3 separate regions of the Homo sapiens genome follow, and all the other regions are linked to region 3. Evidence: read pairs that join two places in POLR2A ChIA-PET (ENCODE). Cell type or tissue: K562. All regions are shown on one strand. Each heading gives the region's core, and the rest is flanking DNA. Links, peaks and the distances in the headings are about the cores only.

Region 1 (9,696 bases), core at 152-5,151, 180 kb before region 3:
GCAATGTGCTCCTTAAACTCTTTTACATTCATCTGAAAAGAAGAGGCATGCACAGGAATGGAAAGAATGGAGGAAAGAGGAAGAACAAAGACAGACAACCGAGTTGTGGAGGTGAGGGGTAAAAACCACCACAGAATCACTACCCGTTTGTCTTGACCGTGAGATCATTACTGTGCAAACCCTTAAACTAAAGTAACAGCTGTCAAAATACAGACAATAAATTTGGCTTGGCGCGGTGGCTCACACCTGTAATCCCAGCACTTTGGGAGGCCAAGGCAGGCAGATCACATTAGGTCAGGAGTTCGAGACCAGCCTGGCCAACATGGTAAAACCCCTTTTTTACCAAAAATACAAAAAAATAAGCCAGGCATGGTGGTCGCCTGTAATCCCAGCTACTAGGGAGGCTGAAGCAAGAGAATCACTTGAATTCGGGAGGCGGAGGTTGCAGTGAGCCGAGATCGCATCACTACACTCTAGCCTGGGTGACAGAGAGGGACTCCATCTCAAAAAATTAAATAAATAAACTTAATGAAGCTCAGGTTATAGATCCAGGAAAAATAACACGGATGAAAAACAAAAAAAAAACACATGGACATTATATTATCTGTCTGGCATCCAAGGGAGTATGTGTCTAGAGACATCAGTGACCCCTTTCCAAACACAAGATGATACCAGTTTATTTACCAGACTCTCCTGTGATTTCCAAGATTAAAAAATGGCAAAGAAGATGGGGTCTGGTATCAGGTTAATGAAGAAAGACTAAGAAGATAAGAAAGCAAAAAAGGTCCCAGCACAGTGGCTCACACCTGTAATCCCAGCACTTTGGGAGGCCGAGGCAGGTGGATCACCTGAGGTCAGGAGTTCAAGACCAGCCTGGCCAACACGGTAAAACCCTGTCTCTACTAAAAATACAAAAATTAGCCGGGCGTGGTAGTAGGCGTCGTCTGTAATCCCAGATACTCAGGAGGCTGAGGCAGGAAAATTGCTTGAACCCAGGAGGCAGAGGTTGCAGTGAGCTGAGATTGCGCCCCAGCCCTCCATCCTGGGCAACAAGAGCAAAACTCCATCTCAAAAAAAAAAAAAAAAGCAAAAAGAGAAATATTTTTCCTAACTACAAACTGACTCTTGGGAAGTACCAGAGTATTTATATACATCTAATCACAAGTCTATATATGGCTTTCTTATATCCAGGTAATATCACATTTTAGAAAACCATGGACCACCCCACATGCAATTTGTCTCCAAGTATTACAGGAGTAAAGACACAGATAGCTATGTCCAAGGCTTTAAGCTCAAGAGACTCAAGCTATGCCATAAAAATTAGTAATTTCACTCAACAGTCTATCAAGGACCTATCTCCATTATGGGTTCTGATTTCTACCCTTTAAGAACACAGCATAGACCTGACCAATGTCTATCAGTAAGACACACTTGCTTAGGGTTCCTGTGCTGTTTCCCTTCCCAAAGGCCAGAGCCATGCCTGTCCCTTTGGGTTGGGGTCCACCCATGATGATGACACACAGATTCTTCCTTCCTCTGTATTTCCCTCTGCATTAAGTTCTATCCATGTGGAGGACAGAACAAAATCAGCCTCACTCACAAAACATCAGAAAACGTTCTACTGGAATACGAACAAAGGGATCAATAAAAATAAAATCTGAGGCCAGGTGCGGTGGCTCATGCCTGTAATACCAGCACTTTGGGAGGCCGAGGAGGGCACATCACCTGAGGTAAGGAGTTCGAGACCAGCCTGACCAACATGGTGAAACCCCGTCTCTACTAAAAATACAAAAATCAGCTGGGTATAGTGGCACACGCCTATAATCCCAGCTACTCAGGAGGCTGAGATAGGAAAATCGCTTGAACCCAAGAGGTGGAAGTTTCAGTGAGTCGAGATCGCGCCACTGCACTCCAGCCTGGAAGACAGGGCGTGACTCCATCTCAAAAAAAAGAAAAAAAAAGAAAATCTGGTGACCAGAAAATCAAGCTCATCTCTCAGGCTAAGGGGCCTAAACGAGGAAAAGCTAAAGGTGTCTTCCAGAACTAGTGAGGTGTCTCACCTGGGCCCCCACAATAAAGGTACGAGTTTGAGAGTCCAAGGTCTTCACCAACACCTCCAAGCTGTCAGGCTCCTCCACAGCGGTACTGGTACTATCATTAGGCTCCATGGCCGACAGGTCTCTAAAGAAGAACGAAGGAAGGAAGGCCCGCTGTTGCCCAGACCAGAGTGTACCCGAAAGACTCCCTAGCATTAATCCCTGCCCCAATACCTAAAAAGTTTCTCCTGCACACACACACATTCACACCTGTCCCCATCCCCCTTCTGATTCCGGGGCACAGGGAGAGAAACACAAAGGGCAGGAGATCGACGGCTTAGGGAGCTGGAGGACGAGAGGTGGGAGGGGCTCCACGACGCCAATCACAATAAGCAGGGAGCCAGTCAGATTAGGAAGGAAGCACGAGACCAGAGACTAGTGTCATCACCGGTCACGGCAGGACAAGCGCCCCAGAGGTCGGAAAATCCTGGGACAACGCGAAAGCGGTGGTCGCCCCACACTCTGCGGAGAAAGTGGTTTCGCGCACGCGCGCCACGCCCATCGAACCCTCCTAACTCACTATAGACCCGAAACGGCACTCACGGGGCGACAGACCTGCTAGCTGACTGCCCGCGTCTACTGCCTTCCCACGGTGTTCCAGCAGAACGGCACAACTAACCCACAGCCAAACACACACACACACACACACACACACACACACACACACACCCACCACCCCGCGGCTCCGCCCCCGACTTCCCCACGGACCGTCACTTCCGGTCTCCCCCAAACCTGCCACCGACGGCCACTTCCGTTTCCCCGATAGTATTTGGGGATCTCGAAGCGATACTTCCGGCTCCCCCCAGGTCCCCAAGCTTTACTTTTGTGGGGCACGACGAGAAAGTCCGCAGCCCCAAACAGTGAGTTTCTGAGGGCGAGTCGGGCCGGGGCCGGCCTAGGTGGGAGGGAGCCGAGCACCCCGAGGAGCCGCCACCGCTGTCGCCCGGGGGACCGTACTACGCCTGCGTGCGTCGCACTACGGATGCGTGGACACTTAAGCATCGCCCCACCCCCTCCCCCCTCTGGCGGCGTTCACGTCTGTGCGCGCGCTTGAGCGCTAGAAGATTGAGGTGGCTACCGTAAATGCCTGAAAAACAGTCACCAGCTGGGACTCTACCACTGCCTCGAGAGGGGCTATGGACGGTCGTATGGACCTTGGACTTTGGAGATGGGGGATTATGCCACATTCATCTATGTTTAAATCTTGGCAGGCTGATAATTTCAGGCGGCACTGTCCTAGCCAGCTAAAACTCTTCTCCACCCTATTGCCCTCGCTGCGCCCTTTCTTCTGTGCCTCCGGAAGTTACTCTTTCAGTAGGCGTTTGGGGGCGGCACTGGTCAATTTTGTTCTCGGTTGCTTGGTTGGGCTAGATTTCGGTTCTGCCGGGTGGGCGTTTTAAGGGCTGTGGGCGTCACATTCGTCGGTGTGTGGCCAAGGGGACATGACACGTTTTAGGAAAAGTAAACGTGCTACTAAGTTGCACGACTTGTCAAGAAAAGAGGCGCTTCCGAGTTTGAGAATTGGGAGCAAATGGAGTCCGAGTGGACAGAAAGACAAGACCCTGACCGTGGGGAATTTAAAGGCCGGCCAGCGTGCTTCCGAAGGCCGGGGGTGGAGGCATTACCGCCTCTCCGTGCCCTCTTCTCTTAACCTGCCCTGGGCCAAGGGCCTCGGCCCCGCGAAACTGCGAGTCCTCCAGAAAGACACATCGCTGTTGGGGTGTCCAACCTTTCTGGGATTCGTAGTTTATACCCAGGTCCTGGTTATATTTTAGTTAAGAGTTCTAATAAGCAGCTGTTTAATGAGCACTTGTGCCAGCCCATATACTACGGGTTTTGTGTATTATTTTAAAAAGCCTTTTAACGAGCTTTTAACATTTTTTAAGTGAGTACACTTAGACGAACATAAGTGTCAGAATTGACAAATCCAGGCCTACAGGACTCCAGATCGAGCACTTGTACTTTACTGCCCCAATAAAAAGCTGTTAACATTTTAGCTTATTTTTTTGAGAGAGGGTCTCGCTTTGTCGCCCAGGCTGGAGTGCAGTGGCGCAATCACAACTCACTGTAGCCTCTGCCTCCCGAGCCCAACCGATCTTCCCACCTCAGCCTCCCTAGTAGGGACCACAGATGCACACCACCACACCTGGCTAATTTTATTTTTATAGAGATGGGGTCTTGCTATGTTGCCCAGCCTGGTCTTGCAGACTTGGCCTCCCAAAGTGCTGGGATTATAGGTGTGAGCTACTGTGCCTAACCACATTTTAGCTTTTTATTACAAAAATTTTCGGCCGGGCGCAGTGACTCACACTTGGGAGGATGAGGCGGGTGGATCACGAGGTCAGGAGTTCAAGACCAGCCTGGCCAAAATGGTGAAACCCCATCTCTACTAAAAATACAAAAATTAGCCTGGCGTGGTGGCGGGCGCCTGTAATCCCAGCTACTTGGGAGGCTGAGGCAGAGAATTGCTTTGAACCCGGGAGGTGGAGATTGCAGTGAGCCAAGATCGCGCCACTGCACTCCAGCTTGGGCAACAGAACGAGACTCCCATCTCAAAAAAAAAAAAAAAAAAATTCAAACATTACACCAAAATAGAACAGTATTAATAAACTCTAATATACTGGTCACCCAAATTTTGTTTGTTTTTTAACTAAATCGCAAGCCTCAGCCCTCGGCAAATTTTTTGTGGCAGTCCATGGGATATAAATTTATCAAGCTAGGTGTGGTGGCTCATGCCTGTAATCCCAACACTTTAGGAGGCTAAGGTGGGCCGACTGCTTGAGCTCAGGAGTTTAATACCAGCCTGGGGCAACATGGTGAAACTCCGTGTCTACAAAAAATTAGCTAGGCGTGATGGCGTGCACCTATACCTCCTACTCGGGAATCATCTGAGCCGGGGAAGTCAAAGTCATGCCTGGGCGACAGAGTGAGACCCTGTCTTAAAAATAAATAAGTAAATAAATAATCTATCGAGGAAGATCCATCTCTCACAGCATTAACTGCTCCAGTCACTTGGTGCTATCCAAGGACAACCTATTTGGCAATTCTTACTGCCTATTATTTGAGAACTTATTACCCACCAGAAACTAAGTGCTTTGCAAACATTACTATTAATTATAGCAAATATATACTTTGGACTTACCATGTGCAAGTCTTTGCTAAGGGCTTTATGTGCATTATTTCATTTAATCCTATAAGATTGATGATTTGCCAATTTTACAGATGAAAAAACAGACATAGCAGTTAGGGGTTGGTGGTGTTTTGTTTGTTTGGAGACAGAGTCTCTGTCGCCCAAGCTGGAGTGCAGTGGCACAATCAGGGCTCATTGCAGCCTCGACATCCCAGGCTCAAGCAATCCTCCCTCCTCAGCCTCCCTAGTAGCTGGGACTACAGGCGTGTGCCACCACATCGGCTAATTTTTGTATTTTTTGTAGAGACAGAGTTTTGCCATGTAGCCCAGGCTGGTTTTGAACTCCTGGGCTCAAGCCATCCGCCCACCTTGGCCTCTCAAAGTGCTGAGATTACAGGCATGAGCTACCTGCCCTGCCTGTAGTTAGGGTTTGGACACATTCTGCCTGACACCAACATCTATCCTCTCTAACAGCCAGATTACATAGCCTCTTTGTAGTAATAAATGTTGAGTGAATGTGTCAGTGAACACTGCCAGGGTATACATATTTTTCTAATTGTAAACTAAAGAGAGCAATCCACCGTGCCCCAGCACCTGCATCATACCTGTTCTAAAGCATTTACCAAGTTGTATTGCAATGGTTTGTCTACACAGCTAGTTTTCCCTCTAACGACTTCTTCAAGATCAGGGGCTATGTCTTATTCGTTTTTTTATGTCCCCGGGGATTAGCTAGTTCTTGGGAAACAACTGGGACTTGGGATTCAAAACAGTTTGCTAAGTGAATGAATGAGAGGCCCAGTCAAGCTACTTCCCTTCAGTGCTGCACAGTGCAACAAATAACCAGCTCAGATACAGGTTCAAAGACCACAGGCTTCTCCCTGGACAGCTCAGCTCTCCTCATAACTCCTGAGAAACCCTGGACATGCCAGGGTGTACTATGGAGTGGTTGCATCCGGAAGAGGGGGAGGAAGTCCCAAACACTAAGTAATCCAGGTTTGGGTTGGAAAACAAGGTTGAAGTTACTCATTAGCAGGTGAAAGGGTCAAGGGTCGAACGCAAGGGAGCTGAAAGCAGAGTGGACTGAGCAGCCAGTAGGGGAGAGAGCAGTTAAGGCACACAGAGCACCAGCTCCCTCCTGCCTGAAGATGTTCCACCAAATTTGGGCAGCTCTGCTCTACTTCTATGGTATTATCCTTAACTCCATCTACCAGTGCCCTGAGCACAGTCAACTGACAACTCTGGGCGTGGATGGGAAGGAGGTATGGACTGAGATTGGGGGAAGCCTATGGTGGAGGCTCTGAGGGACTTGGGTGGATGGCCTAGGATGACTGGAGACCATCTTGGGAAAGGAAGAGAGGAAGGGGGTGTGAGTGTTGTGATAATGAAAGCAAGAAGAAAAATATCAGTACTGTGGCCATCAATGCAGAGGCATGGCAGAATTGGGGGGTGGGGTGGTTACCCAGGTTGACTGGGGAGGGGCAAAGAGGAAAAGTCATTTAATGACTCTTTGTCATGGATCCAATCCCCAGTTGGAAAGAGGAAGGCAGCCAACACCTCTACCCCTAAATCTTGCTGTTTTGACTGATGAAGAGGTTGAACCCATCCTGTGCTGGAACCCACCCTCTTTTGCTCCCTTCATTGTCTCTCCAGTTCCCAGAGGTCCACTTGGGCCAGTGGTACTTTATCGCAGGGGCAGCTCCCACCAAGGAGGAGTTGGCAACTTTTGACCCTGTGGACAACATTGTCTTCAATATGGCTGCTGGCTCTGCCCCGATGCAGCTCCACCTTCGTGCTACCATCCGCATGTGAGTGGTAAGGAGGCAGAAGCATCACTGGGTTCAGTCTCTGCCCAAAGTGTGAGAATCCACCCACCAAGAGCTGGCCTCTTAGCTGGTATATCTACTATGCTTGGCCCACGGAATTCAGTGGCTGTATTAATTGCCCTCTGGAGAAAGATGTGCCTAACCAATGCTTGGTAGCTTGAAACCCAAGGAGAGCTGGGCTTCAATAACAAATACAATGGAGTAAATAGAAGCCGGGACAGGCCAGACGTGGTGGCTCACGCCTGTAATCCCAGCACTTTGGGAGGCTGAGGCGGACAGATCACGAGGTCAGGAGATCGAGACCATCCTGGCTAACACAGTGAAACCCCGTCTCTACTAAAAATATAAAAAACTAGCTGGGCATGGTGGTGGGCACCTGTAGTCCCAGCTACTCACGAGGTTGAGGCAGGAGAATGGCGTGAACCCGGGAGGCAGAGCTTGCAGTGAGCCGAGATGGCGCCACTGCACTCCAGCCTGGGCAACAGAGTGAGACTCTGTCTCAAAAAAAAAAAAAAGAAGCTGGGACACTATGGTTGGGGTGATGCTCATTCTTTCCTCCTTGCCACCACCACCTCTGCAGGAAAGATGGGCTCTGTGTGCCCCGGAAATGGATCTACCACCTGACTGAAGGGAGCACAGATCTCAGAACTGAAGGTTGGTTCTTCCCAGCCCTCACCCTCCCTTGAGTTTGGTTCTGCATCTCTGTTCTCATACTTCTCCCACCTGCCTTGACAGGCCGCCCTGACATGAAGACTGAGCTCTTTTCCAGCTCATGCCCAGGTGGAATCATGCTGAATGAGACAGGCCAGGGTTACCAGCGCTTTCTCCTCTACAGTGAGTAGGGATACAAGGCAGGAAGGGTTGGAGGGAAACAAGGGAGGGCAGGAGAACTCCTCACTCTGGGTCCTATGACACCCTCCCAGGAAGAGCTAGGTGCTTCCAGGGGTTTTGACTGGCCTGACCCCACCTTGCCCTTCCAGATCGCTCACCACATCCTCCCGAAAAGTGTGTGGAGGAATTCAAGTCCCTGACTTCCTGCCTGGACTCCAAAGCCTTCTTATTGACTCCTAGGAATCAAGGTAAGGGGTTAAAATCTCATAAAACAGGATTAGGACTCACCAAGTCTTCTGGTGTTACAGGGTGAAAGAGGCTCGTGTGATGTCACCAGAGGGATGTGGCTAAGAGCTGTGATGTCACCTGAGGGAGGCAGGATGGGTTCTGGGCTACTCAAAAGAGAGGTTTCTGAGTTTGCACTGGATAAAGGGGGCAGAGGGTCATACGTGGAGGGAAAAGAGCCTTAGAGACTCCCCTTTGACACAGGGAATGAAAGAACACGTTCTCCCCCACCCCATTACTATCAACTTTGCTTTTCTCCCTGGACTTCCCTTCTGTCCTTCTTTTTCCCTCCCCCCATCACAGAGGCCTGTGAGCTGTCCAATAACTGACCTGTAACTTCATCTAAGTCCCCAGATGGGTACAATGGGAGCTGAGTTGTTGGAGGGAGAAGCTGGAGACTTCCAGCTCCAGCTCCCACTCAAGATAATAAAGATAATTTTTCAATCCTCATCTCATTCTGGGGTTTGTCTCCAGACGTCATTCCCACTCCTCCCATTTCAACATTCCCCCTGGATCCTCTACCACCTAAACTCCCAGCTGGACGGTGTCAGTAAGAACAGAGTGGCAGTAACTCTCACTTTGTAGTGGTATATTTAGGATTTGATGTGACACAGTTATTTATTGCTGAGTGAGCAAACCCCTAGCCCCCAAGTGGGGACTACAGGCTTCAGTGCTTCCCCCACACTGCCTGAGCTACCAGCCCTTCTGCACTGGCCCTCCTGCCAATACTGCCTGCACTGTCCCCACTCCCTCTGGCTCCCATGATCACCAGATCCGCCCTGCAGGCTCCCTGTCACCTGTGGGGCCCTATCCAGACCCCCTAATCCACTTGCCTAGCAGCCCCACTCTTCCCTCGATGGCTCAGATCCTGAGATCCAAGGAACACCCTGGGTTTCCCAACCACTCTCTTACTGCAGAGGTCTGTCTATCCTGCCCTGGTCTCCTCCACCCCAGGAGAGTTTTCAAAGGTAGAGAGGACCCTTTGGTCTTTATTCACCACCATCATACTTTTTTTTTTTTTTGCTTTTAAAAAGTGGAGGTGGAAAAAAAAAAAAAACTGAAGGTGGGAGAAAAGTAAAAGCAAAAATAACAGCTGGTGAATCCAAGAGCAGTGCCCTCACTGTCCATAAACACAAACACCCTAAATAGTTCTGTTCTCTCCTGTGTATGAAGGGGGGCCCTGCACCCTCGTACTCGGGTTTCTTCCCCATCCCTGAGGTCCCTATGCTTACAATTTGGGTCATGCCTCACACTTTTCTCCTAAAGCCCACACTCTCTTCACCCTTTGCCCCCACCCCACGGTCACAGCCCCTTTCCCGGGTCTCCCCTCTGCTCCTCACCTTCCCTCTCCAACCCCTCACTCTCCCAGTCAGTGGCCGCCTCATCCCCATTGGGCTCCCGGAGGCTGACAGCCAGCACCAAGGCCTGCAGGAGACCAAAGAGGCAGGCGAAGTGCAAAGGGTGGGCAGTAAGTAGGCTCAGAACAGCATGGAGCCCATGCAGGGCAGCCAGGAAGGACAGTAGGCCATGT
Region 2 (10,955 bases), core at 3,108-8,107, 57 kb before region 3:
ATCCTCCATGGGGATCCCAAAGTGGAAGAGGAAGTCCAGGGAGGTCTGGGCTGGGAAAGGGCAAAGGCAGTCAGAGCCCTTCCTGAAAGGAATGTGACTGATCGTGTTCTCTGAGGCCTGCAGTCTCTGCTTCCCCTTCCCAGGAACACCTCCCTCCTTACCTTGCACTCTCACCCCAGGGGTGTCCTCAGCTGTGACCTGGATCTCCCAGGTTCCTGTCTGTGGAGGGTCATCCATGGTCACCATCCAGAACTGCCCAAAGCGGCGAGTGTGACCTAGAGGACCCCCGCCTTCCTCCTGGCCCTGGGAGACCCCTGGGGTCAGGGAAGAGATTGTCACATGAAGCACTTGCTCTCCTTGAGTACATCCCCTCGATTGTCTATTCCCCGGTCCCCTCTCTTCCCTCTACCTTCAGAGGTACCTGCAGGGTTCTTGATCCAGAAGCTGCTGATGTCTCCGTGGATCCGGACTGTGATCTTCTGGAGCAGCCCATCCACGCTGAACACAAGTGGCTGCCCAGGCACCACAACAGGAGGGTCCAGGGGAAGAGTCACCTTGAGGGATTGGCAGGACCAGAAAATGGGGAAGAAGATGAGGTATGGGATGAGGAACAAAGAAGAAAGGGGAGATAGAAAGAAACCACGTCATTGGGCCGGGCGCAGTTGGTCACGCCTGTAATCCCAGCACTTTGGGAGGCTGAGGCGGGTGGATCACAAGGTCAAGAGTTCGAGACCAGCCTGGCCAACACAGTGAAACTACATCTCTACTAAAAAAAAAAAAATACAAAAAATTAGCCAGGTGTGGTGGTGGGCTCCTGTAATCCCAGCTACTTGGGAGGCTGGAGCAGGAGAATCGCTTGAACCCAACAGGCAGAGGCTGCAGTGAGCCAAGATTGTACCATTGCACTCCAGCCTGGGCGACAGTGCAAGACTCTGTCTCAAAAAAAAAAAAAAAAAAAAAAAGAAAGAAAAAGAAAAAAGAAAGAAACCACGTCAAACAGGCAGAAAGGGATACCAGTAAGAGAGGGGCACGGGGCCAGGGATGAAGTTATTATGGTCAGAGACAAAGTTGGAGGCAAGGGATTCAGGATGAGACAATCACATCTTGTGCCCCATTAAAAGATGATAGGCCAGGCGTGGTGGCTCATGTCTGTAATCCCAGCACCTGGGAGACCAAGGCAGGAGGATCACTTGAGGCCAGGGGTTCAAGAACAGCTTAGTCAATATAGCAAGACTCTGTCTCTGCAAAATACAAGCCACCTCCCCAAAAAGATGGTAGGACTTCCTGTGGTAACCCTGGAGGCAGAATACTGGAAGCCAAGTGGGGAGAGGTTTACTGATATAAAAGGACAATGCAGGCCAGGCGTGGTGGCTCGCGCCTGTAATCCCAGCACTGTGGGAGGCCAAGGTAGGCGGATCACTTGCGGTCAGGAGTACGAAACCAGCCTGGCCAAAAAAACGGTGAAACCCCGGCTCTACTAAAAAAATACAAAAATTAGCCAGGCCTGGTGGTGGGCACTGGTAACTCTAGCGACTTGGGAGGCTGAGGCAGGAGAATCCCTTGAACCCGGGAGGTGGAGGTTGCAATGAGCCGAGATTGTGCCACTGCACTCCAACCTGGGTGACCATAAGACTCCATCTCAAAAAAAAAAAAAGAAGTGGCTAGTCATGGATCTAAGAGGAAGAGAAACTTCCTTTCCTGCCCCGTGACTGGAAGAACAACACAGCAGTGAGAGTGATTCCCCTTTCTCCTATAAGAAGAGAGGTGCAGCCTGACCACCCTTCAGTTCCTAAGTGAGGGCCCTGGCCCCCACTTACCAGGGCAGCCATGCTCTCCCCAACAATGGCTGCCACGTCTCGAATGTGCTGGTCTTTGGTGAAGATCACCTCTCCTCCTGAGGCCAGGGCCACTGCTTTGTATGGCTCAAAACGCAGAGGGGACAAGATCTCACGCCGAGCTCGACCCTGAACCCTTGATGTATCTTCAGTCACCAGGAATGTTACCTGTACCCAGAAGAGAGCTCAGTGATTGGGGTGTCCAAGTGCCATCCACTATTATGAATGAGAATCCCTGTGCTCAAGCTTTCTCCAGAGCTGATGGTTTGTGATAAGGTCTCTGCCTGCCTTCTGGCTGCTGGGGTGGGGAATCCCAATGACAGAACCCCCTGCCTTCAGTTAGTAGTTGGCCACCCCCTTGTAACTGTCACAGTGGATTTTTGGCGACTAGAGCCCCAGTTCTTCACATTGTTTATTAGGCAGGGTCAAATAAAAATTCAGCGTTATTAAGGGTAGGGCCTCTTACGTATATCATTAAAGGTATCAGGAAATGTTCCACTCATTGTCTGCTTCTCCCACCATATACCAAGGCTTGTTGGGCCACCATAGTGTGGTGCAACCCTCGTTATGAGATTGTCATCACAGGGTCTCTCACATCCCTGGGAGGCTAACACTGGGTCTCCCACTAGCTCTGCTCACCCGGCAGCGCCGCTCCTGAGTCAGGGATTCCACCTGGTTGGTGAGAAAGGCATCCTTGGGGGAGGCATCCGTGAAGACAAAGATATCTGAGAGTGGAGGTGTGTGCAGCAGGGCCAGCTGGCAGGGAAGGCAACGACCAGTGTTAACAATGGCAGTAGGAGGGGAATGGGTAGAGCCACGGAGGATGAAGCAGAAGGGAATATGGCCCGGGAACCCTACAGTGAAGCTAGTGGATCTAGGTGCTGAAGGTGGTGGGGAGCCCCAGGAGGGATCTAGCTCCCCCTGGTGGTGGGGCCAGGAAACGGGGAAGAAGGGAGGGGCCAGACCTGCAGGGCTGACAGGCACATCTCAGGCTCGTCTCCACCCCCCAAGGCATGGATCTCATTAAGCTGTTGCCAGAAGCTGTCAGGGTCACTGGTTGTAAAGACAGGGCCGAACCCTGGGAAGGGGAAAGGAGGTTAAGATAAGTGAGGAAAGAGCTCCCCTCATTCTTACCCAGAGCCACCTCCCCAGTTGAGGGGCCTGGTGTGCTTCTGGAGCCGACAGGTATTGAAATAACAATACTCCATTATAAGACTCATACTTGGCCGGGTGCGGTGGCTCACACCTGTAATCCCAGCATTTTGGGAGGCCAAGGTGGGTGGATCATGAGGTCAAGAGATCAAAACCATCCTGGCCAACATGGTGAAACCTCGTCTCTACTAAAAAATATAAAAATTAGCTGGGCATGGTGATGCATGCCCGTAGCCTCCCCAGTAGCCTCCCCAGAGGCTCCCCAGTAGCCTCCCCAGCTACTGGGGAGGCTGAGGCAGGAGAATCACTTGAACCCGGGAGGCAGAGGTTGCAGTGAGCCGAGATCGTGCCGCTGCACTCCAGTCTGGCGACAGACTCCATCTCAAAAAAAAAAAAAAAAAGTCATACTTGTCAGTGCAGGGCGGGGCAGGGCGGGGCAGGGCAGGGCAGACCTAGGTGTCCCTGGTGGGAAGGTGGCCTCCACTCCCTGAAAAAAATGGTGGCATTTCCTGTAGGCCTTTATTGGCTACATGTGCGTATATAAAAAAAAAAATGGTCACACCTATTATCCCAGCACTTTGAGAGGCTGAAGTGGGAGGATCACTTGAGCCCAGGAGCTCGAGATCAGCCTGGGTAACATAGTGAGACCCCATCTCTACAAAAAAATACAAAAATTAGCCAGATATGGTGGTGCTCATCTGTAGTCCCAGCTACTCAGGAGGCTGTGGCAGGAGGATTGCTTGAATCGAGGCTGCAGTGAGGCATGATTGTACCATTGCACTCCAACCTGGGTGACAGAGTGAGACTCTCCCTCTCTCTCTCTCAAAAAAAAAAAAAAAGAAAGAAAAGAAAAAAAAAAACTGGGTTTCCTCATAAGAAAAGAGACCGAATAGCACTTACCTCAGAGGTTTATTGGGAGGACTAAATGAGTTGATTTTGCAAATCTTAAGATAGTGCTTTGACACATAAGTGCTAAGTTCTTAGTTATACCTTTATTTATATCTTCATCAAACATAATAAGTCTATTAAATGCCAGCCACTGTAGGATGTATGCAGGCAAATAAGACTCAAATTTAGGCAACTCTCAGTCCAGTAGGCATTTTATTTGATCATCATTTCAACTCTGGGAGTTAGGCAGGATGAGGGAGGTGTCAGGCCTCTGAGCCCAAGCTAACCAATCATATCCCCTGTGACTGGCACTTATACATCCAGATGGCCTGAAGCAACTGAAGATCCACAAAAGAAGTGAAAATAGCCTTAACTGATGACATTCCAACATCCTGCCCCACCCTGATGTGATAACTGATACCCATTTTACAGATGATGAAATCGAGGCAAAGAAAGTTTACATGACCAGCCTAAAGACACACAGTCAGACTCAAGCCAGAGAGTCTAACTTCTAATCAATGGAAAAGGAATACAATGTAGCTAGTTATCTCAGATGCTTCCCAGAAGCCTGGCCCCAACAACCCCATCTTGATACCAATCTCTGTCTATAGGAAATGGAGAGAATTGAAAATGGCGGCCGGGCACGGTGGCTCACACCTGTAATCCCAGCACTTTGGGAGGCCGAGGCGGGCGGATCACGAGGTCAGGAGATGGAGACCATCCTGGTTAACACGGTGAAACTCCGTCTCTACTAAAAATACAAAAATTAGCCGGGCGTGGTGGCGGGCGCCTGTAGTCCCAGCTACTCAGGAGGCTGAGACAGGAGAATGGCGTGAACCCGGGAGACGGAGCTTGTAGTGAGCCGAGATCGCGCCATGGCACTCCAGCCTGGGCGACAGAGCGAGACTCCGTCTCAAAAAAAAAAAAAAAAAAAAAAAAAAGAAAATGGTTTATTAGCATGAAAGCCTAAGAAAGCAGAGGCCACGTGCCAAAGCATGAATCATGCATTAAACTCATGGAAAGTGCTGCCATTTTAGAAAGAGTGGGAGGCAAGTCTGCTAGTTATCTTTTTTTTTTTTTTTAGAGACAGGGTCTCACTGCGTCACCCAGGCCGCTCTGGAGTGCAGTAGTGCCATCACGGCTCACTGCAACCTCAGTCTCCTGGGCTCAAGTGATCCTCCTGCCTCAGCTTCCCAAGTAGCTGGGACTATAGGCATGTGCCACCACACCCACACATAATTTTTATTAATTTTTTTGTAGAGACCTGTGTTTCTCTGTGTTGCCCAGGTTGGTCTTGAAATCCTGGGCTCAAACGATCCACCCACCTCTGCCTCCCAAAGTGCTGGGATTACAGGTGTGAGCCACCCCACCCAGGTTGCTGCTAATTTTCTGTATGCACACAGTAGAGGCTCACTCGGGACTACAGGAAGTGCCACCCCGAGCCCACTTCCTCACCACAGGCCTTTATCCCTTACCTTTTTATCTTTTCTTTTTTTTTTCTTTCTTTTCTTTTTTTTTTTTTTTTTTTTTTTTTTTTGTGACAGAGCTTTTTGCTCTTGTTGCCCAGGCTGGAGTGCAAAGGCACGATCTCGGGGCTCACCGCAACCTCTGCCTCCTGGGTTCAAGCGATTCTCCTGCCTCAGCCTCCCGAGTAGCTGGGATTATAGGTGCCCACCACCACGCCCGGCTAATTTTGTATTTTTAGTAGAGACGGGGTTTCTCCATATTAGTCAGGCTGGTCTCAAACTCCCGACCTCAGGTGATCCACCTGCCTCAGCCTCCCAAAGTGCTGGGATTACAGGCGTGAGCCACCACGCCCAGTCTATCCCTTACCTTGAATTTTCCTCCCCTCTACTGTCCTAGCCAGACCACACTTACCTGGGTCATGAAAAGGCACCAGGACATAGTGGACAGGCTCCATGGGGCTGCCTCTCCGCTGCTCCACAAGGTGGCGAGCCTGGATTTTGGCAGCGTTGATCTCCTCACCCATGCTGCCCGTGGTGTCCAGGACAAAGCTCAGGCTGGAGGCTGGGGTGATGTCCAGCAGCCTGGGGAGCAAGCCAGAGACACAGTGAAGGGCCTGCACGTTTGTCCCCAGCGCCTGGTTTCTCCCTTCCCGCAGGAGCGCCTCCCCATGAAGGGGTCCATCCCCAGGAGGCCACTCACCTGGAGAAATCCCTGTCTCCCAGGCGGCTTCGCAGAAGGCTGAAGGCCTGGATGGAGGCTAGAAGGGCCAGTTTTGCAGCCTGGAGGTGCAGCATGTGGTGAGGGGAGAAGCCTGGGGATGTGCTGTCCTTGTTGATGCCTCCCCTCGGTGGCTGGGAGCTGCTCCGGTCAAAATGGCCCCCGTGGCTACATTTCCCTGGGTTGGGGAAAGGGATCTGGAGAGTGGAGGTCAAAAACCCACTGCCTCCTAAGAAAATGAGGCCCTTTCAGGCCTGGCCTGACCCTCTCACCCCTCAGCAAGGGTTCAGCAAGAAATGATGACGGGGTTGGCGCGGTGGCTCACGCCTGGAATCCCAGCGCTTTGGGAGGCCGAGGCCGGCAGATCATCTGAGATCAGGAGTTCAAGACCAGCCTGGCCAACATGGTGAAGCTCTGTTTCTACTAAAACTATAAAAATTAGCCAGGTGTGGTGGCGCGTGCTTGTAATCCCAGCTACTTAGGAGGCTGAGGAAGGAAAATAGCTTGATCCCAAGAGGCGGAGGTTGCAGTGAACCGAGATCACGCCACTGCACTCCAGCCTGGGTGGCAGAGCAAGACTCGGTCTCAAAAAATAAATAAATAAATAAATGATGGCTGGGCACGGTGGCTCACACCAGTAATCCCAGCATTTTGGGAGGCTGAGGTGGGTGGATCACCTGAAGTCAGGAGTTTGAGACAAGCCTGGCCAACATGATGAAACCCTGTCTCTACTAAAAGTACAAAATTAGCCGGGCGTGGTGGCACATGCCCGTAATCCCAGCTACTCGGGAGGCTGAGGCAGGAGAATCGCTTGAACCTGGGAGGCGGAGGTTGCAGTGAGCCGAGATCGTGCCACTGTACTCCAGCCTGGGCAAAAAGAACAAAACTCCATCTCAAAAAAAAAAAAAAAAAAAAAGGATAAAAAGGATGGTGCTTTGTGGAGGGGAATTCTGGAGTAAATCTTAGGGCGTGGTGGTCAGTCACCACAGCACATGGTGGATCCCCTGATCCCTCCAGCCAGTCCCCCAAAACTGCCTATGACAAGGGAGAAATCCTATCAGCGGAGGAAGAAGTTGCTCCCCTACCTCAACCCCACCACAGCCTCCTCAGGGGACTTTCCTCCACCCACCCTGTTCCCAGCATCCTCTCCTCCTAGGAGGAGATGCCATAGCAAAGGCATACGGGCCTACAGGACAGAGATCCTGTAAGGGAATGACTTTCTCCCCTTACTTCTGGGGAACTTTCTTGTCTGGTACCTGGAGGTTTCGGGGGATGAGTTCCAAAGTAGCCAGAGGTGAGGAGTGTGAAGCCCAGCCAATTCCTGGGGCAGCTCAACTCCTCGCAATCGGAGCAGGTAGGATCGGCCACTGGGAAGAGAGGGCAGGGCTAGAACCCAAGATTCTGCCACCCCCAGCCTTTATCCCCACCCACCCAAACCTTTTCAGCTTCTCCTCCCAGCTGGGATGAGGCGAACACCCAGAAGTTCCCTAGCAAAGCTTTCTGAACTAAAACCTAGGATCATGGGCCCGCAGTGAGCCTGAATGTTTGAAACTAGGGCTGTGCTGGAAAACACAGCACAGGCTGGGTGCGGTGGCTCACGACTGTAATCCCAGCACTTTAGGAGGCTAAGGCGGGCAGAGCAGCCTGCGCCACACAGTGAGACCTCATCTCTAAAAAATAAATACATAAATAAATAATAAGAAAAAAACAAACACAGTACGTGTAGGGACCAATCCTATGGGGATTATGCCCTCTGTGAGTTGTGGACAGGAGGCAGCTTCCAGGTGAGAGGGTGAGGGGGCTGTGAGAGAAGGCCCCATGGGAGTCAGTGCGGGGAGGAAGCCACACTTAAGACGGGACTGAGGTCTGGAGACCTGGTCCTAGCTACTTTTCCCTGTGTGACCTTGGGGAAGCTGCTTAACTGAGCCAGGCGTTGCTTGGACTGGGGGACCTCAGTCCTTGTGGAGATTAAGTAACATCATACCCTCTGGGACTTCAGAATGTGACACAGTGGCTGGGTGGACTGAGGTGGCCCTGTGGACTCCTGCCTCACCACCAGGGTCACAGCCATACCTTGTGCCAGGTTCTGGAGCTCCTGCCTTGGCCAGAGGAGGTGAGGGTGTGGCTGCTGCTCGCCCAGCTCCACCCAGTTGCTATGACTGTAGAAATCCTGGTCCGGAGGACAGGAGAAGGGGAGTGAGGCACTAGTCTGGCCTTTCTCACCATCTCCAGCACTAATATGCCACTCCTTTGAGTTCCCCATCCCGAAAGTCCCCTCCCACCCCTACTGCTCCCACCAGACACCCCAAGTCCCCTCCACTGCCCTCTCTCCATTGCTCAGAGCAGAGCTTTGCCCAGGTGGAAACTGTCCCAGCATCTCTTCCCAGCTCAGAGTCTAACCCAAGGCCTCTCTCGGCCTGCAGAGTCCTGCTGCGTGTGCTGCTCCCTCAGCTCTCTGACCTCGCAGCCTTCCTCTCTCACCCTCACTTCTCTCCAGCCACAGCGCCCTCCTTGCTGTTCCTACAGGAAGCACTGCCAGCTTGGAGGTGGGGAACTGGGACACAGCCTCGGGGCACCGCGTGCCAGTGCCCACCCCTTCCAGAGTGGAGGAGACATGATCAAGAAGGCACCATAGGACGCGCTCCATCCCGGACAGGCACGGAAGTGAAGACCCCTCTGACCATCAACCCAACCCTGTTCTCACCTGCAGGGCATGAAGTGCAGCCCCGAGGCGCTGGCGAGCCAGGGTGTGGTCAAGGGCCCTGGCTGCCACCACGGTCTCCCGCAGAGCCCCTACCAGGCGCGCGCGTCCCTGACCCAGTCGCTCAGCATCAAAGTGCAGGTCGGGGTCATTCCTGGAAGTTGGCAGGAAGTCCTGGGCTGCATTGGCACGAGACACCTCACCTAAGGCTGCTCGGAACCGCCGAGAAGAACCAGGTCCAAAGTAGGCGGCAAAGAGGTCATCAGCAAGGAGTGTTCGACCCTGGGGAGAATAGCGGGCGACGGGGCTCCAGGGAGGCCCTTTGGATTGACTGTTGCCCACCTTATCTCAGCAACTGACACTCAAGGCTGGGTATGAGGGTCCTGAGCCCCACAAAGGAGGGACAGTCCCGGACCTTTCTAAGGAGGGGGACTCCTAATTTCAGGACCAAGACTACTGGGTATTATTGCTGCAGGGGTGGGGCCATGGGTGTCTCTTCTCTTGGCAACCAGAGCCCTCAAGGAGTAGAGGCCCCATGGAATTGGGGACTCTGGCAGGGGTGTGACAGGACCCTGGGATGCTCACCAGGAAGTCCTCAAGACGAAGAGGGGGGCGGCCTGGGGGTGGCTGCTCCAGGAAGAGCTGCAGGGTGACGTTGAGCGCTGCCTCCTCAGTTAGGTCTTGGTGGGTGATGGAGCCAGGGGCAGCCAGCAGGCTCCAGATGTTGGGGAAGAAGGCAGATGTGGGGGGCAGCAACAGCTGCAGCAGAAGCAACGCTGAGGGGCCCGGGTGGGATTGGGGGACCTCCGTGGGGAGCATGGCTGAGACATGGACCTGGGAGACAGAAGGCTCTCAAGGGAGGAGGAAGCAGCCGCGATTCCAGGGCAGGCCGGCTCTGCGGGTCTCCATGGGAACCTGCTTTACCTCAAAAGTCGTGTCTGCTCCAGCCTGGCTTCCCCACCCTCTCGCTGTCACCCAGACAACCTGAGGGCCTCATCGGACCATTAGGGACATACACACCTGCCAGGAGAGGGGTCCAAGGTTCCTCCCCCACGCCCCCCTCCCCAGTCCCTGGCTGCGTCCCCAGCCCTGCCGCAGAAACACTCCCCATGCTCAGGAAGCCTGAGTCCTCTCAGGCCCTCCCCTACCTGGTTGCTGGGTCTCCTGGGCAGGGCTGGCCCGGGCTTGACGTCACAGGGCACTTAGGTCAGAGTTATAATTAACCGAGGCTCAGCAGAGGGGGAGGAAGGCCTCAACAGGGTGGGGGAGGACAGGCAACCCCTGGCCCTTTCGCTCCTGCCTGCCCAAAGCCACAGGCAGCAGCCCACGCCAGGGCGGGCCTCCCTTGGCTGCAGTGCGGAGGTGAGTGAGAGCTGGGGAGGAGGAAGGGAGTAAGCAGCGTGACTCAGGCCTGGCACAGTGCCAGGGACAGACCCAGATAGACGCACCCCTCTGCCCTCCAGAACCAGGGCCTCACTCCCACCCTGCAGCCCCCAAGGATTCAGGCACCCAGCCCCTCTGCTCCCCTCTCTGCCCCCACCACAGACGACAAGAGGATTTTGTGGGAAAATATTTTATTGCTGCCATCCCCATGGTGAGCCGCTGGGGGTGAGGGGTGAAGCTGGGTGGTGGATCACAGCATCTTCTGGAATAGGGCGATGGCCTCATCCACCTTCCTGAGCTCTGCTTCTGTCTGTTGGAGCTGGAGTGGAACCAGGGGGTGGGTGAGGACCCAGGTCCAAGTGAAGAGACCCCCAAACACCCAGGACAACAAAGTTGGAAAGATGAGCGAGGACCATGGGAGGTCAGTAGCTCAGAGGAGGCGTGAACCTGGCTGGCCTGGCTCCCCACCCATTCCCACCAGCACCCCCACTTCCACCACCACCTCTTGGGTCTTGCCTTTTTCCACCAAGTGGTGAGTCCCCAAGAACAAAGGAACCTCAGAGCCTACGTGTTCCCCATTCAGTGTCCCCACCTAAGCAGGAGAGCACAGTCTCCCAGGCCGGTCACTTCATTTGTCAGATGATGATGATGATATTGCCCCCCTCCCAGGGCTCTTGGGAGAACCAAGTGAGATTAACCACGTCCACTCAAGGCTCTCTAGCTCTTGGCCTCCATGACTGGTTTTCTCTGTGTCTGTGCAGTTTACTCCACTGCTTCTCTCTGGCGGAACCCAGGAGGCAGGGGACAAACAA
Region 3 (9,790 bases), core at 3,554-8,553:
TTTTTTTAATTTATTATTTTTTTGAGACAGAGTCTTGCTCTGTCACCCAGACTGGAGTGTAGTGGTGCGATCTCAGCTCACTGCAACCTCCACCTCCCAGGTTCAAGTGATTCTCCTGCCTCAGCTCCTGAGTAGCTGGGATTACAGATGTGCACCACCACGTCCGGCTAATTTTTGTGTTTTTAGGAGAGAAGGGGTTTTGCCATGTTTGCCGGGCTGGTCTTGAACTCCTGATCTCAGGTGATCCACCCATCTCGGCCTCCCAAAGTGCTGGGATTACATGCATGAGCCATCGCGCCCGGCCTATACCATCTTTTAAAATGAACAAAATTAAGAAAACTACTGTTTGAGGAACTATAAAAAGGAGAGGGAGAAGGAAGGAAAAGACCCTGCAGCGTCAGCCTGAAGAAGGCTGTCTTACCCCACACTGCTGTAGCAATTATGTTCTTGGCACTCCCTCTTCAGTTCTCTTGTCCCTTTGAAAGCATCTAACCTGGCTTTCACTTTGGGGACTCTGAGCTCTGATCCTTCCAAACACAGAATCCAATAAAAACCTAATTCTGAAATTAATCACATTAAAGTTCTGAAAAATCTCCTGGGGTTCTTATATATTCACCTTAGACAGCAATTAAACTTGTGACTGGATTTCTGCCTTGGGAAGCATCCAGTCTGAAAGGAAAGAAAAGGCCGGCGTGGTGCTTCATGCCTGTAATTCCAGCACTTTGGGCGGCCCAGACGGGCGGATCACTTGAGGTCAGGAGTTCGAGACCAGACTGGCCAACATGACGAAACCCCCTCTCTACTAAAAATACAAAAATTAGCCAGGCGTGGTGGTGTGCACCTGTAATCCCAGCCACTCAGGAGGCTGAGGCAGGAGAATCGCTTGAACCTGGGAGGTGGAGGTTGCAGTGAGCCAAGACTGTGCCATTGCACTCCAGCCTGGGCGACAGAGCAAGACTCTGTCTCAAAAAAAAAAAAAAGAAAAAAAAAAGAAAATTCAGGTGACCCTCTCCTTGTCAGGAAATGGACAAGGAATATGTATGTGTGGGTTTCCAGTCTAGTCCACAGAGGCTTCACTTAAAAGCTAGGTCAACTATAGCACTGTAGACTCTGACTAGTGTGACTGATTGAAGAAAAACAGCATTTATATTGGATTTTTCTGCTATCCAGAGAGCACCCAAGATTTGGGGTCCCAACACCACATCTACTTGCTAGGCAGTTGAGACAGTGATGCCCTTTGCTTCATGCCAATAGAGAGGTTTTTTCTCCCCCTCTCCCACCCCCCACTCCCCACTTTTTATGTTTCTCAGCAGAATCAGAGAAGTATTTTATTTTTGAGAAGGAGTTTCGCTCTTGTTGCCCAGGCTGGAGTGCAGTGGCGCGATCTCGGCTCACCGCAACCTCCGCCTCCTGGGTTCAAATGATTCTCCTGCCTCAGACTCCCAAGTAGCTGGGATTACAGGCATGCGCCACCATGCCCAGGTAATTTTTTTTTTTTTTTTTTTTGGTATTTTTAGTAGAGACCGGCTTTCTCCATGTTGGTCAGGCTGGTCTCGAATTTCTGACCTCAGGTGATCTGCTGCTTCGGCCTCCCAAAGTGCTGGGATTACAGGTGTGAGCCACTGTGCTGGCCTTTTAAATTGTGGATTTGGAAGGAGGGAAGGAATGAATCCAGACCTGCCAGTAGTAGCAGTTGATGGTGAGGAAGTTTCCAGAGGGAGGGGTGAGGTTAAGGGTCTCTGGAAGTGTTGATACACTGTGCAGCTAAGATGAACATAGTTTGGGAGAATCTCCAGCCAGACATTTCATAGAGAAATGTTTGGGAAAATTCCTGAAGTTTGACCGGTTTGACTAGTTTAGAGAGGTGATTCATTAGGGAGCTAAAGCTGAATGTGAAAGTTATCACCTACCTGCACATACAGACACACACATATTGTTAAAGCAATTTATTTGCAACATGAGTTTAGATCAGTGAATTATAAACAAATGAATACCCTTAAATTCCAGGAAGAGGTGTTTTGATAGTGGACAGGTGTGTGTGTGCAGGTGTGCATATGAAAAGTGCCAATTGAGCAAAGTGTTTAAAAACAGGATTATTCCTTCATCAGTAACTTCTTCCTTTCATTTGTGCTCAAGGAATATCGCCATGGCAATGAGGCTATTTTTTTTTTCTTTTCTTTTTTTTTTTTGTGGTAGGTTGTAAACACAGTACTATTGCTTCAACCCCCTCACATTTTCCTTTCAGACGCCTAACAAAGGGTCTTGCATTCACACTAAGAATGAAGGAAAAAAACAAAGGGAAAGTAAATTACTAAATGCAACCGTATTTAAAACAGGAGGAAGGAGAATCCGCAGGAAGTTGGAATCTAGGATAAAAACTTAGACACATTCAGCCTGGCCAACATGGCGAAACCCTGTCTCTATTAAAAATACAAAAATTAGCCCGGCGTGGTGGCACATCCTGTAATTCCAGCTATTGGGGAGGCTGAGGCAGCAGAATTGTTTGAACCCCAGGGGCAGAGGTTGCAATGAGCAGAGATCTCACCACTGCACTCCAGCCTGGGCGACAGAGTGAGACTCAGTCTCAAAACAAACAAACAAAAACAACAGGCCGGGAATGGTGGCTCACGCCTGTAATCCCAGCACTTTGGGAGCCCGAGGTGGGCGGATCACGAGGTCAGGAGTTCGAGACCAGCCTGACCAACATGGGCGGATCACGAGGTCAGGAGTTCGAGACCAGCCTGACCAACATGGGGAAACCCTGTCTCTACTAAAAATACAAAAATTAGCCAGGCGTGGTGGCGCACGCCTGTAATCCTAGCTACTCAGGAGGCTGAGGTAGGAGAATTGCTTAAACCCGGGAGGCGGAGGTTGCAGTGAGCCGAGATCACGCCACTGCACTCCAGCTTGGGCGACAGAGCGAGACTGTCTCAAAACGAAAACAACAAACTTAAGACACATAACCTGAGGTGTTAAGAGGAGCTAGTAACTAGAACCTGGGTCCCAACCCCTCCTGCTTTCCAGCATCACTCCACACAGTTTGCTTAAAGAGGGCCACCTGCCAAACAGCTGTAGTATGTGATGTTAAAGAGAGCTAAACACCCCCCGCACCTCCCTCCCAGGGTCACCATCTTGTTAAATTTGACCTAAAAACGGTAACAGCCTAGGGGTTTCAGGGACAGACAGAAAATCTTACTCGGGACTGTGAGGTCCTACTTCTACACACCGTCCAGGAGTGAACCAGGAATTGAGAAAGTAGGAAGGAGGTGTCCCAGACCCCAAGCTAGGAATGGGGAGGGAAATGGAGGAATCCCAAATGCCTTAAGGACGGCCTACATACTAAGGAAAATTTTTTTCTAACTCCTGGTTGCAGCTGAGGGGAGCGGCTGAGGGCGGGGACAGGGGTGCGGCGGACCCACTGCTCCCATTACCCGACCAGCGCCTCCCTTCCTCCTTGGATGGGTGCCCCTGTCTTGCTAAGAACTGCCTGTTTACACAACTGCTTTCCTTGTGAAAATTTAAAGGCTCCTATTCCCAGTTGTTCTATCCTTGTAGGTTAAAGATTATGTCAAAAACTATATTGCATTATCTCTTTCCTTCTCCTTCCCATTAAGACGGAAAAAACATCCGGGAGAGCCGGTCCGTTTCTCAGGCAGACTAGGCCATTAGGTGCCTCGGAGAAAGGACCCAAGGCTGCTCCGTCCTTCACAGACACAGTCCAATCAGAGTTTCCCAGGCACATCGATGCACCGCCTCCTTCGAGAAACAAGGTAACTTTCGGGTTCTGGTTGTCTCCAAAGTCATCCGACCAATCTCGCACCGCCCAGAGCGGGCCCTTCCTGTCAATTACCTACTGAAGGGCAGGCGGCCAGCATCGCCATGGAGACCAACACCCTTCCCACCACCACTCCCCCTTTCTCTCAGGGCCCCTGTCCCCTCCAGTGAATCCCAGAAGACTCTGGAGAGTTCTGAGCAGAGGGCGGCACCCTGCCCTCTGATTGGTCCAAGGAAGGCTGGGGGGCAGGACGGGAGGCGAAACCCCTGGAATATTCCCGACCTGGCAGCCTCATCGAGCTTGGTGATTGGCTCAGAAGGGGAAAGGCGGGTCTCCACGACGACTTATAAAAGCCGAGGGGCGCGCGGTCCGGAAAACGGCCAGCCTGAGGAGCTGCTGCGAGGGTCCGCTTCGTCTTTCGAGAGTGACTCCCGCGGTCCCAAGGCTTTCCAGAGCGAACCTGTGCGGCTGCAGGCACCGGCGTGTTGAGTTTCCGGCGTTCCGAAGGACTGAGCTCTTGTCGCGGATCCCGTCCGCCGTTTCCAGCCCCCAGTCTCAGAGCGGAGCCCACAGAGCAGGGCACCGGCATGGCCAAAGCCGCGGCGATCGGCATCGACCTGGGCACCACCTACTCCTGCGTGGGGGTGTTCCAACACGGCAAGGTGGAGATCATCGCCAACGACCAGGGCAACCGCACCACCCCCAGCTACGTGGCCTTCACGGACACCGAGCGGCTCATCGGGGATGCGGCCAAGAACCAGGTGGCGCTGAACCCGCAGAACACCGTGTTTGACGCGAAGCGGCTGATTGGCCGCAAGTTCGGCGACCCGGTGGTGCAGTCGGACATGAAGCACTGGCCTTTCCAGGTGATCAACGACGGAGACAAGCCCAAGGTGCAGGTGAGCTACAAGGGGGAGACCAAGGCATTCTACCCCGAGGAGATCTCGTCCATGGTGCTGACCAAGATGAAGGAGATCGCCGAGGCGTACCTGGGCTACCCGGTGACCAACGCGGTGATCACCGTGCCGGCCTACTTCAACGACTCGCAGCGCCAGGCCACCAAGGATGCGGGTGTGATCGCGGGGCTCAACGTGCTGCGGATCATCAACGAGCCCACGGCCGCCGCCATCGCCTACGGCCTGGACAGAACGGGCAAGGGGGAGCGCAACGTGCTCATCTTTGACCTGGGCGGGGGCACCTTCGACGTGTCCATCCTGACGATCGACGACGGCATCTTCGAGGTGAAGGCCACGGCCGGGGACACCCACCTGGGTGGGGAGGACTTTGACAACAGGCTGGTGAACCACTTCGTGGAGGAGTTCAAGAGAAAACACAAGAAGGACATCAGCCAGAACAAGCGAGCCGTGAGGCGGCTGCGCACCGCCTGCGAGAGGGCCAAGAGGACCCTGTCGTCCAGCACCCAGGCCAGCCTGGAGATCGACTCCCTGTTTGAGGGCATCGACTTCTACACGTCCATCACCAGGGCGAGGTTCGAGGAGCTGTGCTCCGACCTGTTCCGAAGCACCCTGGAGCCCGTGGAGAAGGCTCTGCGCGACGCCAAGCTGGACAAGGCCCAGATTCACGACCTGGTCCTGGTCGGGGGCTCCACCCGCATCCCCAAGGTGCAGAAGCTGCTGCAGGACTTCTTCAACGGGCGCGACCTGAACAAGAGCATCAACCCCGACGAGGCTGTGGCCTACGGGGCGGCGGTGCAGGCGGCCATCCTGATGGGGGACAAGTCCGAGAACGTGCAGGACCTGCTGCTGCTGGACGTGGCTCCCCTGTCGCTGGGGCTGGAGACGGCCGGAGGCGTGATGACTGCCCTGATCAAGCGCAACTCCACCATCCCCACCAAGCAGACGCAGATCTTCACCACCTACTCCGACAACCAACCCGGGGTGCTGATCCAGGTGTACGAGGGCGAGAGGGCCATGACGAAAGACAACAATCTGTTGGGGCGCTTCGAGCTGAGCGGCATCCCTCCGGCCCCCAGGGGCGTGCCCCAGATCGAGGTGACCTTCGACATCGATGCCAACGGCATCCTGAACGTCACGGCCACGGACAAGAGCACCGGCAAGGCCAACAAGATCACCATCACCAACGACAAGGGCCGCCTGAGCAAGGAGGAGATCGAGCGCATGGTGCAGGAGGCGGAGAAGTACAAAGCGGAGGACGAGGTGCAGCGCGAGAGGGTGTCAGCCAAGAACGCCCTGGAGTCCTACGCCTTCAACATGAAGAGCGCCGTGGAGGATGAGGGGCTCAAGGGCAAGATCAGCGAGGCGGACAAGAAGAAGGTTCTGGACAAGTGTCAAGAGGTCATCTCGTGGCTGGACGCCAACACCTTGGCCGAGAAGGACGAGTTTGAGCACAAGAGGAAGGAGCTGGAGCAGGTGTGTAACCCCATCATCAGCGGACTGTACCAGGGTGCCGGTGGTCCCGGGCCTGGCGGCTTCGGGGCTCAGGGTCCCAAGGGAGGGTCTGGGTCAGGCCCTACCATTGAGGAGGTGGATTAGGGGCCTTTGTTCTTTAGTATGTTTGTCTTTGAGGTGGACTGTTGGGACTCAAGGACTTTGCTGCTGTTTTCCTATGTCATTTCTGCTTCAGCTCTTTGCTGCTTCACTTCTTTGTAAAGTTGTAACCTGATGGTAATTAGCTGGCTTCATTATTTTTGTAGTACAACCGATATGTTCATTAGAATTCTTTGCATTTAATGTTGATACTGTAAGGGTGTTTCGTTCCCTTTAAATGAATCAACACTGCCACCTTCTGTACGAGTTTGTTTGTTTTTTTTTTTTTTTTTTTTTTTTGCTTGGCGAAAACACTACAAAGGCTGGGAATGTATGTTTTTATAATTTGTTTATTTAAATATGAAAAATAAAATGTTAAACTTTTTCTTGTCTGTTAATATGTGAAGATAATGGATATTTGCGGAGGGATAGTGTCTGAATACCATCTATCTTTATAGTCTGAAAAGAACAGTACTGCTGAAGAGTTATACGTGTAGGAGTTAGAGCTACACATATTTTTGTTTGGGCTTAATTGTGGGCCTTAAGAGAAATTGCAGGTGCCCGTCTTGATTAGAGTGGGGCTTGTTTCAGGGAAAAGTCGGATGGCAGCTGCAAAACGGTATTGGAGGGGTGGTTGAGGTGGGTTCACTGGGGCGGGGAGGGGAGGGGTGGTGCTGAGATGGGATTATGGTGGTTTTCTCTCCCTCTTCTACTTAGTGAGCGGAGTCCACAAAAAAATGCTGACTTTTTTTTTTTTTTTTTTTGAGACGGAGTCTCACTCTCACTCTTGTCGCCCAGGCTGGAGTGCAGTGGCGCAATCTCAGCTCACGGTAACTTCCGCCTCCCGGGTTCAAGCGATTCTCCTGCCTCAGCCTCCTGAGTAACTGGGACTACAGGCGCCTGCCACCACGCCTGGCTAATTTTTTGTATTTTTGGTAGAGACAGGGTTTTACCGTGTTAGCCAGGATGGTCTCAATCTCCTGACCTCGGCTCATATTCATTTATATGTGGAATCTAAACAGTAGAACTCAGAAGCAGAGAAGTGGTGGTCACCAAGGGCTGTGGGATGGGGGAATGGGGAGACGTGCAAGGGAAACAAAGCCTTAGTCAGGAGAAATAAATTGTATTTTTTTTTTTTTGAAACGGGATATTGCTCTGTCACCCAGGCTGGAGCACAGTAGAGCTCACTGTAGTCTCAAACTCCTGGGTTCAAGCAATCCTCCCACCTTAGCCTCCTGAGTACTGGGTCTACAGGTATGTGCCATCATGCTCAGCTAATTTTTTGTATTTTGTAGAGACGAAGTCTTGCTGTGTTGCCCAGGTTGGTCTCGAACTCTTCAGCTCAAGCGATCCCCTTGTCTAGTCCTCCCAAAGTGCTGGGATTATAGGCGTGAGCCACTGTGCCCTGCCAGTTTTTGTGTTTTTTTTTGGGGGGGTGGTGGGTGGAGGGTATATATTGCATGGCATGGTGAAAATAGTTAATAGTGTATTGTATATTTCAAAATTTCAAATGTTCTTGTCACAAAAATATTTGAGGTGATATGTTAATTAGCTTGATTTAATTACTCCATATTGTGTTAATAACTACTTTGTACCAATATATGCAACTAAAGTTTGTCAATTTACAAAAAGAATTTAAAAATCAAATAAAATGGGCCAGGTGCGATGGCTCATGCCTATAATCCCAGAATTTAGGGAGGGTGAGGTGGGCGGATCACTTGAGGTCCGGAGTTCAAAACCAGCCTGGCCAACATAGCGAAAACCCATCTCTACAAAAAACAATAGAATTAGCTGGCCGGGCGTGGGGGCTCACGCCTGTAATCCCAGCACTTTGGGAGACCGAGGTGGGACGGTTGGATCACCTAAGGTCAGGAGTTCCAGACCAGCCTGGTCAACATGGTGAAACCCTGTCTCTACTAGGTGGGCACGGTGGGGCATGTCTATAATCCCAGCTACATGGAAGGCTGAGGAAGGAGAATCACTTGAACCCTGGAGGCGGAGGTTGTAGTGAGTTGAGATTGCGCCACTGTACTCCACCCTGGGTGACAGAGCAATACTTCATCTCAAAAAAACATAAATAAAACGGTTAAAGTCCTGTGTTGCACCTTTGTGTAAATCCTTACCCTCTAGGGTTTTAAAATGTTTTAAATCCTTAAAACGTTTTAAGGATTACATAATACTGGAAATCCTCCTTGAAAGTGTATAAAAGAAAAGGAATATAGTAAGTTTCTTTGGTTTTGGGGCCAAGTTTTTTTTTTTTTTTTTTTTTTTTGAGACAGAGTTTCACTTTTGTTGCCCAGGCTGGAGTACAGTGGAGCAATCTCGGCTCACTGCAACCTCTACCTCCCAGGTTCAAACGATTCTCCTGCCTCAGCCTCCCAAGTAGCTGGGATTACAGGCACCGGCCACTATGCTCAGCTAATTTTTTGTATTTTTAGTACAGACGAGGTTTCCGCCATGTTGGGCAGGCTGGTCTCGAACTCCTGACCTCAGGTGATCTGCCTGCCTTGGCCTCCCAAAGTGCTGGGATTATAGGCGTGAGCCACTATGCCCGGCCCTTGGGCCAATTCTTAAAGGCCTGTTTTATTAATGAAAGAGATGAACTAGGCCAGGCGCGGTGGCTCACACCTATAATCCCAGCACTTTGGGAGGCCGAGGCGGGCGGATCACCTGAGGTCTGGAGTTCGAGACCAGCCTGACCAACATGGAGAAACCCCATCTCTACTAAAAATACAAAATTAGCCGGGTGTGGTGGCGCATGCCTGTAATCCCAGCTACCCTGGAGGCTGAGGCAGGAGAATGGCTTGAACCTGGGAGGCGGAGGTTGCTGTGAGCCGAGATCGCGCCATTGCACTCCAGCCTGGGCAACAAGAGCGAAACTCTGTCTCAAAAAAAAAAAAAAAAAAAAAAAGAGGAACTAAAGCCTCTGACCATAGCACTTAGTAAAGGCAGCTTAACTGCCAAAACAGCAGGAATTAGGGCTTTCTGTATATATATATATTTTTTTTAAGGCAGGGTCTCACTCTGTTGCCCAGGCTAGAGTGCAGTGGTATGATCACGGTTCATGGCAGCCTCGACCTCCTGGGCTCAATTGATCCTTAGCCTCCTGATTAGCTGGGACTACACGTGTATGCCACCACCCATAGCTAATCTTTTTTTTATATACTTGCCAGGCAGTAGAGGGAACAAATACTTTAGCTTTGAGCCATGGCTCTCCACCGTAATGGAACAATAAAACGATTAAGGGATGCTAAAAAAATACAGATGCCAGGCCTCTCTCAGGCCAATTCAGAATCTCAAAGAGGGCAGTGTAGACATTTAAAGCTGCCCAGGTGTTTGTAATTTGCAGCCAATGTGGAGAAAACCACTGAACTGGGCTGGCCACGGTGGCTCACGCCTGTAATCCCAGCACTTTGGGAGGCCGAGGTGGGAGGATCACTGAGGTTCACCAGTTCAAAACCAGCCTGGGCCAACATGGTGAAAACCCCTGTCTCTACTAAAAATATAT

The links. ChIA-PET counts read pairs that join two places held together with the same protein. Peaks named below come from ENCODE experiments on the same cell type or tissue, not always from the same donor. Only the 100,000 strongest peaks of a DNase experiment are listed, where the experiment ranks them.
Region 1: POLR2A ChIA-PET joins it to region 3 with 16 read pairs; 29 of 35 experiments call an interaction of 5 or more read pairs at or near these places.
Region 2: POLR2A ChIA-PET joins it to region 3 with 13 read pairs; 30 of 35 experiments call an interaction of 5 or more read pairs at or near these places.

Annotation. Positions count from the first base shown.
Region 1 is chr6:31,649,596-31,659,291 of GRCh38, forward strand. It overlaps BAG6 (BAG cochaperone 6), which reads right to left and starts at 3,066. Exons shown (of 26, transcript NM_001387994.1): 1 at 2,829-3,066; 2 at 2,061-2,181; 3 at 1-32. The coding sequence starts at 2,168. It overlaps APOM (apolipoprotein M), which reads left to right and starts at 6,299. Exons shown (of 6, transcript NM_019101.3): 1 at 6,299-6,485; 2 at 6,877-7,031; 3 at 7,630-7,703; 4 at 7,785-7,883; 5 at 8,030-8,128; 6 at 8,469-8,615. The coding sequence starts at 6,372. The coding sequence ends at 8,494. It overlaps C6orf47 (chromosome 6 open reading frame 47), which reads right to left. Exons shown (of 1, transcript NM_021184.4): 1 at 8,703-9,696. The coding sequence ends at 9,468. RefSeq lists enhancers at 1,935-2,514, 2,515-3,094, 3,095-3,674. In K562, for the core only: a CTCF peak has its summit at 3,429; DNase peaks (open chromatin) are centred at 2,416, 2,806, 3,086 and 3,386; H3K4me3 peaks cover 2,689 bases.
Region 2 is chr6:31,767,201-31,778,155 of GRCh38, forward strand. VWA7 (von Willebrand factor A domain containing 7) reads right to left here and starts at 10,128. Exons shown (of 17, transcript NM_025258.3): 1 at 9,909-10,128; 2 at 9,346-9,594; 3 at 8,764-9,042; 4 at 8,133-8,229; 5 at 7,316-7,426; 6 at 6,042-6,237; 7 at 5,754-5,923; 8 at 2,801-2,913; 9 at 2,475-2,591; 10 at 1,818-2,003; 11 at 422-554; 12 at 162-314; 13 at 1-50. The coding sequence starts at 9,579. It overlaps VARS1 (valyl-tRNA synthetase 1), which reads right to left. Exons shown (of 30, transcript NM_006295.3): 30 at 10,318-10,462. The coding sequence ends at 10,394. RefSeq lists enhancers at 5,672-5,966, 5,692-5,986. In K562, for the core only: a CTCF peak has its summit at 5,824 (motif pointing right); DNase peaks (open chromatin) are centred at 3,401 and 5,821.
Region 3 is chr6:31,823,589-31,833,378 of GRCh38, forward strand. HSPA1B (heat shock protein family A (Hsp70) member 1B) reads left to right here and starts at 4,150. Exons shown (of 1, transcript NM_005346.6): 1 at 4,150-6,666. The coding sequence starts at 4,363. The coding sequence ends at 6,288. RefSeq lists enhancers at 3,078-3,889, 3,913-4,542, 4,543-5,171. In K562, for the core only: CTCF peaks have their summits at 3,820 and 6,522 (motif pointing left); DNase peaks (open chromatin) are centred at 4,043, 6,513 and 6,929; H3K4me3 peaks cover 3,312 bases.